Linked DNA regions of Homo sapiens: region 2 is linked to region 1. A link is an interaction called in ENCODE POLR2A ChIA-PET data of the cell type or tissue named here. Cell type or tissue: K562. All regions are shown on one strand. Links, peaks and the distances in the headings refer to the core of each region. The heading gives the core; the rest is flanking DNA.

Region 1 (7,923 bases), core at 1,739-5,738:
TGGTTGGCAGCCACTGGGGCCTAGAGCAGGGGAGAGGCTTTGCAGCCTCAGGGAGATGGGCAGCTGGTGACGCCTAGGCTTGGCACCCACCACGGAGGGCCTGGGGCTTGGACCTGCCTGGAGGAGGGGAGGGGAAATAGGGAGCAAACCTCCCCCGGCTCTGACCCCCTTCACACCCAGACATGAGGTTCTGGGCAGTCAACAACTGAGCAGGTCTGAACTGACCAAGCCCCGCTTCCTCGGAGGCAGGCGCCAGGAGAGGCTCGGGCATGGGGAAATCAGGTGCCAGCGTGGGGAGTGAGGGGGGGCAGGCCCCCGCTGGGGCGAGGGCAGGCTGGAGTTGCAGGGAGCGCCCAGCACCTGGGCAGCTGCGGTCAGTGGGAACTGGCCAGGGGTCCCCAGGGCTGCCGCCCTCCCTGCCCCTCTCCAGAGTGAGGTTTGTGGAAGGGTAAGAGAGGCTGCGAGGGGACCCCCAGCCCTGCCCTGGCTCCTGGGCCCGCAGCCTCCGGTCAGCGCAGCAGGGCCTGGGCCGCAGCTCCAGAGAGGACAACAGAGGCCTGCAGGATTGAGCCAACGAGCCCAGGCCTGGGCTGAGCCGGGAGCACCTTCCTCCATGCAAGGAGGCTGGGACGAGGGGAGCAGGCGAGACTCAGCTCCTAGGACCCAGGACCACATCCCCAGCCCTGGCTCCCAGCAGCAGGGCCCTGGGGTCCTCATCTGGAGAACGGGAACAGACTCTACAGCTGTGATTACAGGCCCTGAGACCGACGGGAGATGATCCTGGGGGACCTGGGAGCCCGATGTCCTCACAGGGTCCTCACGAGCGGGGGCGAGAGGGTGAGTCAGACAGAGACTGGAAGAGGCTGCGCTGTGGCTGTGAAGAGGGAGGAAGGGACCTGAGCCGACAGATGCGGGCGCCTCTAGATGCTGGGAAAAGGGGGAAACGGATTCTCCTCTGCAGCTTGTGCTGGGCCCAGCCCTGCCCACAGCTTGACTTTAGCCTGGTGAGGCCCCGTTCTGGGGCTGGACTCCTGGCCTCGGAGCCCTGAGGTGGGAAGCGATGTCAGCGACTGCAGGGATCGCACGTGCTGGCGTCCACCATGCAGGCCTGGGGAAGACCTGGTCTCGCCCTCAAGGGGCTCACGGTCAACAGGGGTGGGCGCAGGGCTGGGTGTTTGATGTGGGGTGACAGGCGGGGTGCGGATCAGCAAGGGGGGGCTTCCCTGGGCTGGTCCTGTCTGAGCTCAGTGCCGAACAAGGATGCCGTGGGAGCCGGAGGGAGTTCCAGGCGGAGGGAACGGCAGCACAAAGGTCACAAGGTGGCTGAGGCAGCCACGCTGCACGGATAACAGCAGCGTCCTCCAGGCTCATGCAGAGGCGGGTACCGAAGGGGAGTGCCTCCCTGTTGGATTCCGATGCTGGCACCACCCAGGGCCCAGGGGCATGGAGACAAATGCTTCTTTTCAATCACAGGGGCTGTGGGTCAGGGCTGACTCCACCCCAGCTCTGCCAGCATCTTCTCACTCCATTCCCCCTTCCTAGAGGAAGAGGCTGAGGGTTGGGGAAGGGAGGGCTGGCTGAGGTCTGGCAGCTGGGGGTGCTGGGGCAGGCCCTCAAAGGGGATTATTATGAGCCCGTGGAGACACTCAGGCTGCGCCGGAGTGTGTGCAGGAGGGTGCGGCAGGTGCCCTGCTCCGTAGGGCTCGGCCCTCTGGCTGCCTCCCTGCTCTGGGCTGGGCAGCAGTGCGTTGGAACTGGTCTGGCCCTGGCTTCCAGGCCGGCTGAGGTGAGCAGGGGAGGCCAGGACATGTGAGGGGCCAACTGGGCGAGGTTCAGGGAGGTGCAGACAGGTGAGGAGGTGGGTGCGGAGTCCGCGGTGCAGACGGGGGCCGTCAGGGGTGGGGACCCGGCTGGGTGTGGACTCGGGAGAGGGGACAGAGGAGAATTTCCCCGAGAGACAAAAAGTCTTTCTGGACCAAGGCCTTACAAAGCCAGCAAAGAGTGCAGAGAAGGCGGGAGCCCTTCTGTTTTATGACGCGGAAAGAGATGCTCAGAGGGAGGGGTGAACCCACCCGAGGTCACACAGAAGGAGAAGGAAAGTCAAACCTGGGCCTGGGTCGGCGATGCCCCACCCTATCAGCCCTGCCAGCGCCCCTCGGCCCCCATGGGCACTGTGCTGCTCTCGGTGGGTGCACGGGAGACCCACGTGTGTCCCATCCAGAGGCTGCACCCCGGTGACCGCCCTGCCGTCTGAAAACACGTCCACCGCGGGCACTGAAGGCAACTGAATGCGACTTGGTGGAGCAGCCCATAGCTTTGCTCTGCTGCCGGGTCAGAACTGCCGGAGACAAGACGAAGGCACGAGGTGGAAAACTTTGCTGGGGTCAGGAGCCTCGGGGCAGGGGCAGGCCGGGGAGGGGCCTGGGGTCAGGAGCCTCGGGGCAGGCAGCAGGTATGGAGGGGGCTGGGGCCAGAAGCCTCTGCAGGCGGCAGGTGGGGAGGGGACTGCGGTCAGGAACCTGGGGCAGGCGGCAGGTGGGGAGGGGGCTGGGGTCAGGAGCCTCTGCAGGCGGCAGGTGGGGAGGGGGCCGCATTCGAGACGCTGGTGGGCCCCTGCAGTCGTGGTCAGTCCCCACGCCTGCCTGAGGGTGCGGGGTTGGACGGTGTCCCTCCGACATTCACGTCCTTCCAAGAACCTCAGCCTGCAACCGTATTTGGAAAGAGAGTCTTTGCTGATGTCATTGGGTAAGATGAGGTCATGCCGGAGTGGGGTGGGCCCTGGATCCACCGCTGTCCTTATAAGAGAAGCCGCTCAGGGAGGCCAAGATGCCGTGTGGGGTGGAGGCGGGGAGGGCACCACTCCTCCAGGCCCTGAAACGCCAAGGATGCCCGGAGGCACCAGGAGCAGAGGGGTGTGGAGCTTCTCCGAGGTCGGTCGGGAGGGCAGAGCCCTGCCCACTCCTGGACCTCAGGCTCCTGGCCTCCAGAGCTGAGCCAGAACAAACGCCTGTTCAAGGCCTGCTGCTCCAAGCCCCCCAGTCCCGGGGACTTTGTCTGGGCAGCCCAGGACCTCACACGGAGCCCTCCAGTGAGGACCCCAGCCCTGGGTGGGAGGGGGCGTACTTCTCAAGGCAGCAAGAACAGCTGAAGGGTCCTCCCCTCGGGCCACCTGGATGCCCTGCAGGGCTGGGTGGGCAGCGGGTGGGCCCTGGAGGGATCTGGGGGACAGACCCATGGTGCTCACTGCAGGGGCGGGGACGGGGACGGAGGGAGTGGGGTGACTCAGGATTCCGGCTGCCACGGTGAAGGGAAAGACGGGCTGCTTCTCTGTCCTTCCAGAGGACAGGGCCAGTCGCCCCCAGGTCTCTGACAGGCCACAAAGGGCCTGCTCTGGGCCGCGGCGGGGCGGAAGGTGCTGGACGCTGACGTGATGTTTGGGTTGGCGGCCCGGGAGCAGAACAATTCACGGTTTTACGTCCAGGGTGTGGGGGAAGGAAAAGAAGAGAGGGCAGGAAGCCAGCGGTGGGCCGGGGCGGGACGTTCCAGACCTCATCGGGGGCCCGGGCGTCCCCCTGCTCGGCCTGTCTGGGGCCTCCCTGCCCACAGTCCTGACTCTACTCGCGAAACCACCCCTCTGGGGCCCCCCCACACCCACTTGGGTGACTCAGCTGTTTTCCTCAGTGGCCCCGATGCTGAGAGGTCACAGCGCTTGGGTCCACCCCTGCCCGGACTCTCCCAGGCTCCCTACGGCCCCGGGACCCAGTGGATGCAGTGAGGCCCTCCAGACCCAGCTCTGCTGACCTCACCAGGCACCTCGGGGTCACCCGTGTTGGGTGTAGGCCCCCTGCCTCAGTTTCCCTCTGTGGTTCCACGTCTTCACCTGCCCGACTCACCTGAGCTGGCTAACGGGGAGAGGAGAGGAGAGGGGCAGGCGGCTCGGGCCCTGCTGGGAACGTCCCTGCACTGGGGGCCTGTAGGGTTAAGGGACTGGCCGGGGCCGAAGCACTGAGGTGGAGGTGGAGCAGGACGGAGAGGGGAGGCACTCGGTTGGGGGACCCCAGGGAAAATGTGGGGCTCCCAGGGCAGGCAGGAACGGGCAGCAAGGGGAGACCAGAGCCGAGTGTCCTGTGGAGGAGAGGGGACGGGGAGAAAGCACAGCCTTGCTGCCACCGCCTGCCCAGGGGGTGGGGGCAGGTGAGCGCCATCTTCACTCAATCCTCGCTCCCCATGAGGCCCGCTCAGGGCACAGAGCCTGCCGTGACCCCCATAGGGGGCTGTCATGACGGTGAGCTCTGCTCAGCCTGAGACGTGACTAATTATCTGCTGAATGAGCCACCCCGTTTTCGAGGAAATTAGGTTTTAAAAATAGTCGGGGGAGGAAAGGCGAGCCGCGCTGCGGAGCCGGGAGGTGGCCCCTCTGAGCAGTTTCCGCTGGCCAGGCCCGAGGCGGGGGCTCTGCCGCTGGGGCCCCTCTCTCCTGGCCCCATCACAGGACGTGGTGGCGACCCGGGCCTGCGGTGCACGGCTCTGATCGCTGGCTGCACGGTGACCTCATCGGCCACCCCACCTCCCTGTGTGCCCAGGGCTTCTCTCTGAGCCTCAGTCTCTCTCTATAAAGTGCGGCTGAAGCCAGCTCGAGCCCTAGAGGCACTGCCATTCTCCACGGGGCCACATGGCCGCCTCTGCACCCAGCTGTTCCCTGGCCTGCGCCTGGTCTCCGCCCTGGCCCTGCCAGTGCTCCCTGGACACTGTGTCCCACACCAGCCACCTTTGCCACCCCACTGACACCGCCCCATCCTGCAGACCAGCCTGGTCCCTCCTGCTGAGCCTGGGGGCTCCCTCAGGACGGGGCCTGCCCTGGGCTGACAGCATGGGCGTGTTTGTTGACTGACCCATGGACTGACAGATACCCGTTCCTCTTTTCTCTGCACAACAGGCCTCCGCCAGAGCTTCCTCTCCACATCTGTCTGACATGGACACTGAGGCAGGGAATGACTAAACTGGGGGAGGAGGCAGATTGTCAGGCTGGCTCTGCAGTGAGACCCAAAGTAAGAATGGGGACGGAGAGGTCTGGACAGGTGGCCAGAGGGAGGGAGGCATCACAGTGAGAGGAAACAGGGCACATTCTGGGCTCACCGACAGGGCGCCGTGGGGCAGAGGGCCCAGCGAGGCAAGCTCGAGGGTGGGTGGAAGGTGCCTCAGCCCCTGTGGGCACCTGCAGGGCACTGTGACAGCAGGCAGGACAGGAACAGTGGTGGCCTCATCCCTGTAGAACCAAGGTCCAGACCCCCATGGCTGGGAGGAGAAAGCCCCAGCCCTGGAGGCGGTGGGGGCGGGGGGAGAGTGGGCAGGGCCCTGGAAGGCCCAGGATGATGAAGCTGGGGACTGGGGGGCTGGGGACTGGGGGGCCGGGGAGAGCCCACGGCAGGGGAGGGATTCTGCGAAAGGGGGCCCACCCACCCCGCCCCCACCGCAGACAAGGGTCTCCCCAGGCCTCACTGCAACCCTGCAGGGTGAAGACCAGGCCCTGTCACCCCACCAGACCCTGTGTGGCCCCCTCCCTGCCCTCTGCTCCTCCCTCTGCTCCAGCCACACGGGCCCTCGCTGTCCCTCCAGCACGCCAGCGCCACCCTGTGTCATGGCCTTTGCACGAGCGGTGCCTCTGCCTGGCCTGCCAGTCCCAAGATTCCCTCACGGTTTGTTCCTGTTTCACCCCAGACCTGGCTTGAACATCACCCCTCAGAGGCCTCCTCCAGCCAACCTGCACCAAACGATCCCCTCCTCACTGCCCGGCACACGGCACCACCTGATACATGGCTGTTGTCATCCCCACAACAGGGGTCCCAGGCCTGCTCTGTCACCTGCTCACAGACTCTGGCAAAGCTCTGAGGGCAGCAAGGGAAGGCCAGTGAGAAAGGGGCGGCAGTGGGACCCAGGTGTGTCAGAGTAGCACAGGGGGCCTGCACCCCTGGGTGGGGCCGCTGCCCAGAGGGCAACTGCTGGGCACCCCAGGACAGGTGCAGGCTCGCCGTGACACAGCAACCCGGGTGTGTGAGGACGGCCCAGGCACGGGGTCCTGCGATCCCACAAGCAGGAAGCAACCCCGGGCCAGAGCTCACGGTCACCTCCCTCATTCGCTGGAACAACCCATCCTCTGGCCTCCCGCCGTGCAGGCCTCCGACCATGGGGACCACAGGCCCCTCTGAGGACCTGCCAGGACGGCCAGGCTGGGCAGCGGCACTCCACGACACAGGCTGGGGTGGGGACCCGGAGGCGGCAGGGCCGACCCTCAGCTCTGGTGAGGCTCAGACCAGGACCCGGCGGACAAGGGTAGGCCGTGCAAGAATCTTCTCCTGCTAAACTGCAGAAAGGCCTTCTGTGGCTGTCCACAGATGGCTGCGACGCTTGGCAGTAGTGTGACTTGCTCTGACCAACAGAATGTGATGCAAGGGATGGTGTGGGCGTGAGGAAGGCTGGCACTTCTCACTGTGCCTCTGGGAACCTGGGCCACGACACTCAGAGGCCAGCTCCCTGCAAAAAGACCGGGCGGCCCCAGCTGTTCCTGCCATCCTGGCTGAGGGTTGGACAGGCAAGTGTAGGACGAGCTTGAATTTCCTGCCACTGCCGACCACAGCCATGGAACTAACCCCAGGTATGACCTACAGAAGAACCACCCAACTGAACCCAACCCAAATAACAGAATCGCAAGCAAATACACAGTTGTTTGAAGCTTCTGTCTGGGGGTGGTTTGTTATACAATAGCTGACTGAAACAGATCTCGGCTCACTACAACCTCTGCCTCTTGGGTTTAAGTGATTCTCCTGTCTCAGCCTCCCCCGAGTAGCTGCAGATCTTGGCTCACTACAGCCTCCGCCACTCGGGTTCAAGCGATTCTCCTGCCTCAGCCTCCCCCGAGTAGCTGCAGATCTCGGCTCACTACAGCCTCCGCCTCCCGGGTTCAAGCGATTCTCCTGCCTCAGCCTCCCCCGAGTAGCTGCAGATCTCGGCTCACTACAGCCTCCGCCTCCCGGGTTCAAGCGATTCTCCTGCCTCAGCCTCCCCCGAGTAGCTGGGACTACAGGCACGCACCACCATGCCCAGCTTTTTTGTATTTTTAGTAGAGATGGGGTTTCACCGTGTTACCCAGGATGGTCTCAATCTCTTGACCTCGTGATCTGCCCGCCTTGGCCTCCCAGCGTGCTGCGATGACAGACATGAGCCACCGTGCCCGGCCTATCTGTGGACTTCTTTGGAACAGGAGGAGTTACAGTTTTTAATTCCTTTGTCTTACTTGGACTTCTTACATTCAAAGAAGCATTAATAATCTGTACATGGATTATTCAGCCATGAAAAGGAGTGAGGCTCTGACGCAGGCCACAGCACGGATGCACCTTGAAGACGTCACACTCAGTGAGAGATACCAGACACAAGAGGCCATGCAGTGTGTGACCCCATTTCTATGAAATGTCCAGGACAGGCTGATCCAGAGAGACAGGGAGGGGATGCATGGGTGCTGGGGCTGGGGAGGGATGGAGAGTGACAGCCGCCAGGCGCAGGGTTTGCTTTCGGGGTGATGGAAATGTACTAGAATTAGTGGCAGTGACTGAACAACTCTGTGAATACGCCGAGAAGAATTTACTCAGTTGCAATAAGTAAGCAGTAAGACACTTTCAAAGAGTGAATTTTGTGTCCCAGAAAAGCAAAATGAAGATGCAGATCCCTTTAGTTGCAAAAGCATTGCCCAGTGACATACACCATCTGGAACCTTCTCCAAACTCGGTCATCCCCCAGGGCCTCAGTTTGCTTGTCTCTAAAGGAGGTTGGGGGACTTGGTCAAGGCTTGACCAGAAGGGCAGCCAGTCTGCTGCAGGCTGGAGCTTCTCACACTGTCTGTGCTGTAGAACTGAGTTCAACCTTTCTTTT
Region 2 (7,923 bases), core at 2,177-6,176, 1.1 Mb after region 1:
AAAATGTTCACAATAGTAAAATGACTACCTGCCGTTGATCAGTGAAGAAAAAAGCTCAGAGAGCTCAAGTGGAGTACCTAAGGCCACACAGCCAAGAGGGAGAGCCAAGTCGTTTGTGGTTAAATGTCCTGCCTGTTTACACAGCAGCCCTCTAAAGGCGGAAAAACATGTCAGAGTCCCATGGACGGGAGAAAAATAAGAATAATAATAAAGTAGGAAAAACAGCCCTCTTAAGAGGAAGGCCATCTTAAAGCTCTACCAGCTTCAGGTGAGGGCTGATCCAGCAGATCCCAGAGAAACAGGCTCACAGAGAGGGGAGGGGGCTTGTCTAAGCTTACCCAGCCCGGAAGCATCGGGGTCAAAGCTTAACCCCCTGCTGGAAGGTGTCGAGAGCCAGGCAGCCAAGCCTGACCTGGGAGATGGGGAAGTGGGGGCCCCCCCAAGCTCGCCGACTGCCCTTCCCAGCCTGCTGCCAGTCTGATTCCACAGAACTGAAGTCGGGACCTGGAGTTCTGCTCATTCGCTCATCTACTCAGTGACTTTCTTAGACCCTCCCCAGCACTTTGAGGGTGTCAGTCACTGCTGCGTCCTCAGCACCCACGCCAGGGTCTGTCCCACGCCAGGTGGCCTGTAAATATGGGCTGAGCAAGCGAACAGTGAACGAGTTGGGAATTCACATCCTCCTCTGACTACTTGGGGCAGCAGCAGGGGACACAAGCAGGCCCCTATGGCTTTGCCAGACCCCGGGTGCCGCCGCCCCCATGGAATTGCAGGACTGTTATCTGAGCAACGTCGACGGGGGAGAACACCCCTGCCCGAGGTTAAAGATAGCACCGCTCGAATCACATCACAGGCCGAAAAGGCCAGATGACCCACCAGGGACATTGAATCCGTGTCCCGAGAGGGGTGGGGCGGGGGTGTGGATTCCTGCGGGGAGCTTCGGGACTGGAAAAAACAGAGGGTGCTCTGACCGAGTGTTTACCAAAACATGTATTAGGCAAGACCCGGGCCGAATGTGGGTGGCACCGCCCCTGTGCTGGGCCAGGAGAATGTGCCCGCACCGGTCCCAGATCCTGTTTCCCCAGTGGGTTGTACAAGACACCTTGAACTTCTGCATGAACTGGGACATTCAGAATTCCCTGGAGCAACCCCCTCCCTCCACCCTGTGCCTTGATATCTCCTATTAAAGCTTGTGTTTGAATGTCTGTTAATAGACATGATTTAATTATTGATATTAATTCAAATGTATTAATTTGAATTATTAACTTATTAATCATTTGATGTCGATTAAAGCAATGATCTTGATCCAATGTCATCTCCTCCATGAAGTCTTCCTGGATTATCTAAGGTGCAGCCCCACAGCCAGGGACAGTGGTTCATGCCTATAATCCCAGCATTTTGGGAGGCTGAGGTGGGAGGGTTGGTTGAGCCCAGGAGTTCGAGACCAGCCTGGACAACTTAGTGAGACCCACTCCCCTCATCTCTACAAGAAATATATAAAAATTAGCTGGGTGTGGTGGTGTGCACCTGTGATCCCAGCTGCTCAAGAGACTGAGGTGGGAGGATTGCTTGAGCCCAGGAGGTGGAGGCTGTAGTGAGCTGTGATTGCACCATTGCACTTCAGCCTGGGTGACAGAGAGAGACCGTCTCTAAACAAACAAACAAACAAATAAATAAATACGAGTTGAATGGCATTTACATTTTTTTTTTTTTTTGAGACGGAGTCTCACTGTCGCCCAGGCTGGAGTGCAGTGGTGCGATCTCCGCTCACTGCAAGCTCCGCCTCCCAGGTTCACGCCATTCTCCTGCCTCAGCCTCCCGAGTAGCTGGGACTACAGGCGCCCGCCACCACGCCCGGCTAATTTTTGTATTTTTAGTAGAGACGGGGTTTCATCATGTTAGCCAGGATGGTCTCGAGCTCCTGACCTCATGATCCGCCCGCCTCAGCCTCCCAAAGTGCTGGGATTACAGGCGTGAGCCACTGCGCCTGGTCAGCATTTACATTTTTAATGGCTTTTACATTTTTTAATGTAGATATAATTTGCAAAACATAAAATTCACCATTTTAACATGGATAATTCAGGGGCTTTTAGTACATTTACAAGGCTGTACAACCATCACCAAGATCTAATTCCCAAAAAATAAAGGTTGATTTTCAAAGCCTATTTAAAGAAAAATATTAACTGGCTCAAGCAATAGAAAATATATTAAAGAGCCAGCCACAATGGCATGTGCCTATAATCCCAGCCACTTAGGAAGGTGAGATGAGATCATCACTGAAGGCCCAGAGTTCAAGACTAGCCAACATAGCAAGACCCCATCTCTTAAAAGAAAAAAGAAAAGAAAATACATTGATTTTGGCCAGGTGTGGTGGCTCACGCCTGTAATCCCAGCACTTTGGGAGGCCGAGGCGGGAGAATCACTTCAGGTCAGGAGTTCAAGACCAGCCTGGCCAACATGGGCGAAACCCCGTCTCTACTAAAAATACAAAATTAGCTGGGTGTGGTGGTGCATGCCTGTCATCCCAGCTACTCGGGAGGCTGAGGCACGAGAATCGCTTGAACCCAGGAAGCAGTGGTTGCAGTGAGCCAAGATCGTGCCATTGCACTCCAGCCTGGGCGACAGAGTAACACTTTGTCTCAAAATAAATAAATAAATAATAAAAAATAAAAATAGAGACAGGGGTCTCACTGTGTTGGCCAGGCTGGTCCCAAACTCCTGGGCTTAAGCGATCCACCTCAGCCTCCCGAAATATGGGGATTACAGGAAAGAGCCACTGCGCCCAGACACTCCTTTTCCTGGGAAGATAAAAAGTTTTGCAGCTTCCCTTGGAAACTGGAAACCGTGGCAGCCTCCCAGGGCTATAATAAGGCCACAGCCAGTGAACAGGTTAAAAATAAAAGATCCCCGCCCAGGGGCACTTGGGGATGGCATTTGTGAGCCCAGGCAAACCCCAGGGCTGCAGCGAGACACTCTTGGGGGAGGGGACTGGAGAAGAGCCTGCTGTGTGGCCTCAGGCTGGCATCTGCCCCCTCTGGGCTCCAATTGGGCTGGAAACAACATTAGACAGTGATTTCCAAAGATCCCACACCTGCGCACCCCTGACGATTAACTCTGGCTTTAATTTGTCTCTGAGGGGCCTTTCTGGCTCATCCTAGTCCCGGCCTTGCAGTCTCATTGTGTGACTTTGCAAAGCGACACTACCTCTCTGTGCCTCAGTTTCTCCATCTGCACAATGGGGCAAAGAAAGCCCTGGTGACCTGCCGATGGGGATAGGTATTTGGCTGTCATTATTGTTGCAATGTATTATTTATCTATTTATTTATTTTTATTTTTATTTTTATTTTTTGAGACGGAGTCTCGCTCTGTTGCCCAGGCTGGAGTGCAGTGGCGCGATCTCAGCTCACTGCAACCTCTGCCTCCTGGGTTCAAGTCATTCTCCTGCCTCAGCCTCCCGAGTAACTGGGACTACAGGCACCCGCCACCACACCTGGCTGATTTTTTGTGTTTTTAGTAGAGACGGGTTTTCACCGTGTTAGTCAGGGTGGTCTGGATCTCCTGACCTCATGATCCGCCCGCCTCGGCCTCCCAAAGTGCTGGAATTACAGGCGTGAGCCACCATGTCCGGCCTATTTATTTATTTTTGAGGTGGAGTCTTGCTCTGTCACCCAGGCTGGAGTGCAGTGGTGACATCTCGGCTCACTGCAATCTCCACCTCCCGGGTTCAAGTGATTCTCCTGCCTCAGCCTCCCGAATAGCTGGGACTACAGGTGCCTGCCACCACGCCTGGCTAATTTTTGTATTTTTAGTTGAGATGGGGTTTCACCATGTTGGCCAGGCTGGTCTTGAACTCCTGACCTCAGGTGATCCACCCACCTCGACCTCCCAAACTGCTGGGATTACAGGCGTGAGCCACCGCACCAGGCCTATTATTGCAATTTACAGAGGGACGAGGGGGCTGTTGGCATGGCTGGGGACTGGGCACTTTTCAGGGAGCCCCCTTTGGGCTCTCTCTTTGGAGCAGGCCCGGGAAAGAGGGACCGTCCCCTCCTCAGCCGGGGTCGGGAGAGGCTGGAACCGCTGTCCGATGGTGCCCTCTGGTGACACTGTTGGCTCATTGCGGCACCTTCTGGGTCCCCACAGATAGTTCATGCGCCCCCTGCCTCCAGGCTTGGGGGACACAAGGCCTGCACCACGGTGGGCCACACTGGCTCCCCTCGGTCCCTCGGAGGGTCCACGCTCCCTCCTACCCCTCAGGGTTGTTACCTGTGCCATGCCCTCCACCTGGAGTGCCCTTTCCTTCCTGGGGGCTGCAGAGAGCTCTGAGCACTACTGGTGGGTTCAGGTCCCTGTCCCCGGGTCCCCACCCCCTATTACTTCTGCATCCCCATCACACCCAGGGCAAGCCCACACGAGACCACCCATTCCTGTGTCTGCCTCCCCTTGGAGCTGTGAGCCCTATGAGGGCAGCAACGGGATCCGTCCCAGAAAACAGCGTTCACTCGATCTGAAGCCATCCCAGGCATACAGTAGATGCTCAATACACACTGCTCAACGAGGGAATGAACGGATAATGGGGGGAATGAACAAAATACACCGGCTAGCAGGAAGCGAACGTGGAATCGAGAAACGGAAAAACTGACTTGAGGCCAGGCGCAGAGGCTCATGCCTGCAGTCCCAACACTGGAAGGCCAAGGCGGGAGGATTGCTTGAGCCCAGGAGTTCGAGACCAGCCTGGGCAACATGGTGAAACTCCATCTCTACAAAAAATGTAGGGCCGGGCACAGTGGCTCACGCCTGTATTCCCAGCACTTTGGGAAGATGAGGCAGGTGAATCATTTGAGGTCAGGAGTTCGAGACCAGCCTAGCCAACATGGTGAAATACCGTCTCTACTGAAAATACAAAAAAATTAGCTGCGTGTGGTGGCACATGCCTGTAATCCCAGTTACTCAGGAGGCTGAGATGGGAGGATTGCTTGAGCCTGGGAGGTCCAGGCCGCAGTGAGCTGTGATCGCACCACTGCACTTCAGCCTGAGCAACAGTGAGACCCTGTCTCAAAAAAAAAAAAAAAGCAGCTGGGCATGGTGGTGCATGTTTGTAATCCCAGCACTTTGCGAGCCTGAGGCTGAGCTGGACAGATTACTTGAACCCAGGAGTTTGAAACCAGCCTGGGCAACACAGCAAAACCCCATCTTTACAAAAATTACCTGGGTGTGATGGTGTGCACCTGTGGTCCCAGCTACGCAGGAGGCTGAGGTGGGAGGATTGCTTGGCCTGGAAGTGTTGAGGCTGCAGTGAGCTGTGATCAGACCACTGCATTCCAGCCTGGGTGACAGAGTGGGACCTTGTTTCAAAAATAAATAAATAAATAAATTAATTAATTAATTAATTAATTTTTAAAAAGACTTGGGCATCCACCGGGTGTGGTGGCTCACACCTGTCATCCCAGCACTTTGGGAGGCCGAGGCGGGTAGATCATTTGAGGTCAGGAGCTCGAGACCAGCCTGACCAACACAGTGAAACACTGTCTCTACTAAAAATACAAAATTAGCTGGGCATGGTGGCGTGTGCCTGTAATCCCAGCTACTTGGGAGGCTGAGGCAGGAGAATCACTTGAACCCGGGAGGCAGAGGTTGCAGTGAGCCGAGATAGCACCACTACACTCCAGCCTGGGCAACAAGAGTGAAACTCCATCTCAAAAAAAAAAAAAAAAAAAAAAGACTTGGGGATCAATTCAAATTCAAACATTTATTGAGCATCTGCTATAGACCATACCTTGGGATCCCACAATAAAGCCCACGGACAGGCAGACCATAGACATGTGGGCCATGAATAAGTTGATTGTATTTGTCTCAAACTCCAAAGTGCTGTGGAAAGATGAAGCCTATTCAGGGGATCTGGTGGGTTCTGTTTTGAATGAATTATATTATATTATATTATATTATATTATATTATATTATATTAATTTTTATTTTTTTGAGACAGGGTCTTGCTCTGTCACCCAGGCTGGAATGCGGTGGTATGATCTCGGCTCACTGCAACCTCTGCCTCCCAGGTTCAAGCAATCCTCCTGCCTCAGCCTCCTGAGTAGCTGGGATTACAGGCGTGAGCCACAGTGCCCGGCCAATTTTATTTAATTTTTTAATTTTTTTTTTTTACAGGTACCACCAGGCCCAGCTAATTTTTTGTATTTTTGTTAGAGATGGAGTTTCACCATGTTGGCCAGGTTGGTCTTGAACTCCTGACCTCAAGGCATCCCCCTGCCTCGGTTTCCCAAAGTGCTGGGATGACAGACGTGAGCCACCATGTCCAGCCTTGAATGAATTTTAAATGAGGAGCACGCATGGAGAGGGTGAGGCCTTTGATACCACAGGGAATCAAGAGACAGCATCCCGCTCTGTCGCCCAGGCTGGAGTGCAGTGGCGTGATTGATCATAGCTCACTGCAGCCTCGAACTCCTGGGCTCAAACGACCCTCCCACCTCAGCCTCTGGAGCAGCTGGGACAACAGGTGCCCACCACCAGCTCAGCCAGACGGTGATGTTTGAGCAAAGATCTGAAGCAAGTGATGAGGGAGCCATGTAGGTACCTGGGGGAAGGGCATTCCAGGCTGAAGTCACAGCCTGTGCAAAGGCCCTGAGGCAGGACCGCACCCAACATGTTATAGGAACAACGGGAAGGCTCACATGGCTGGAGCAGAGTGACAAAGGCCAGAGGTCAAGGCAGATGTAAAACTGACCCTGGATTTAACAACACAAGATCACCAAGGACCTTGAGCAGAGCAGTTTCTTTTTATTCTTTTTATTTTATATTTTATTGTATTTTTTTGAGACAGAATCTCGCTCTGTCGCCCAGGCTGCAGTGTAATGGTGAGATCTCGGCTCACTCCAACCTCTGCCTCCCAGGTTCAAGCGATTCTTCTGCCTCAGCCTCCTTAGTAGCTGGGATTACAGGAGTGAGCCACAGTGCCCGGCCAATTTTATTTTATTATTTATTTATTTATTTATTTATTTTCAGACAGAGTCTTGTTCTGCCGCCCAGGCTGGAGTGCAGTGGTGAGATCTCGGCTCACTGCAACCTCTGCCTCCCGGGTTCAAGCGATTCTCCTGCCTCAGCCTCTCAAGTAGCTGGGATTACAGGCGTGTGCCACCACGCTCAGCTATTTGTTGTAATTTTTGTGGAGACGGGGTTTCACCATGTTGGCCAGGCTGGTTTCGAACTCCTGGGCTCAAGTCATCCACCAGCCTCAGCCTCCCAAAGTGCTGGGATTACAGACGTCAGCCACCGCGCCTGGCTGAGCAGAGCAATTTCTGGGACATGCGGCTGGGGTGGGTGGTGGATGGTAATAGTTTCACAGGAAGGACAGGACAGGAAGAGGATCCTGGGGGAACTTCTGGAAATTCTGTTCTGGTGCAAAGCCTGTAGGAAGTGAAGCTGCACCCTGGCCCCTGCCTTCCAGAAGGGCCCTTTATTTTCATGGCCAGAGGGGCCAAGCGGGTCCTGGCTGTGCAGCCTCAGAAACTTCCTCTTTCAGTTCCTGGAGGGAGCCCGCAGGGTCTGGGTCATGCAGTCTCTAGCTTGAGCAGCAGGGTGACCCCTGGCAAAGGCTCAGCATCATGCCAAGCCCAGGAGGGCAACAGATGCTTCTAGAAGAAACTAAGGGCCGGGTGCAGTGGCTCACGCCTGTAATCCCAGTACTTTGGGAGGCCAAGGCAGTAGGATCGCTTGAACCCAGGAGTTTGAGATCAGCCTGGGTAACATAGTGAGATTCTTGTCTTTACAAAAAAATACAAAAGTTAGCCGGGTGTGGTGGTGCCTGCCTGTAGTCCCCGCTACCTGGGAAGCTGAGGCGGGAGGATCGCTTGAGCCCAGGAGTTCAAGGCTACAGTGAACCATGATCTTGCCACTGCACTGCAGGCTGGG

Evidence for each region. ChIA-PET counts read pairs that join two places held together with the same protein. Peaks named below come from ENCODE experiments on the same cell type or tissue, not always from the same donor. Only the 100,000 strongest peaks of a DNase experiment are listed, where the experiment ranks them.
Region 2: POLR2A ChIA-PET joins it to region 1 with 5 read pairs; 1 of 35 experiments calls an interaction of 5 or more read pairs at or near these places.

Annotation. Positions count from the first base shown.
Region 1 is chr19:3,667,567-3,675,489 of GRCh38, forward strand. All of the region lies in intron 1 of PIP5K1C (phosphatidylinositol-4-phosphate 5-kinase type 1 gamma), which reads right to left. Among named protein-coding and RNA genes, the nearest start is that of PIP5K1C, 29 kb to the right of the region's middle. RefSeq lists enhancers at 4,589-5,264, 6,201-6,994, 7,825-7,923. In K562, for the core only: CTCF peaks have their summits at 4,392 and 5,644 (motif pointing left); DNase peaks (open chromatin) are centred at 2,765, 3,325, 3,665, 4,275 and 1 weaker place; H3K4me3 peaks cover 2,041 bases.
Region 2 is chr19:4,799,964-4,807,886 of GRCh38, forward strand. FEM1A (fem-1 homolog A) reads left to right here. Exons shown (of 1, transcript NM_018708.3): 1 at 1-1,310. Among named protein-coding and RNA genes, the nearest start is that of FEM1A, 12 kb to the left of the region's middle. RefSeq lists a silencer at 4,371-4,532. In K562, for the core only: a CTCF peak has its summit at 4,127 (motif pointing left); a DNase peak (open chromatin) is centred at 4,118.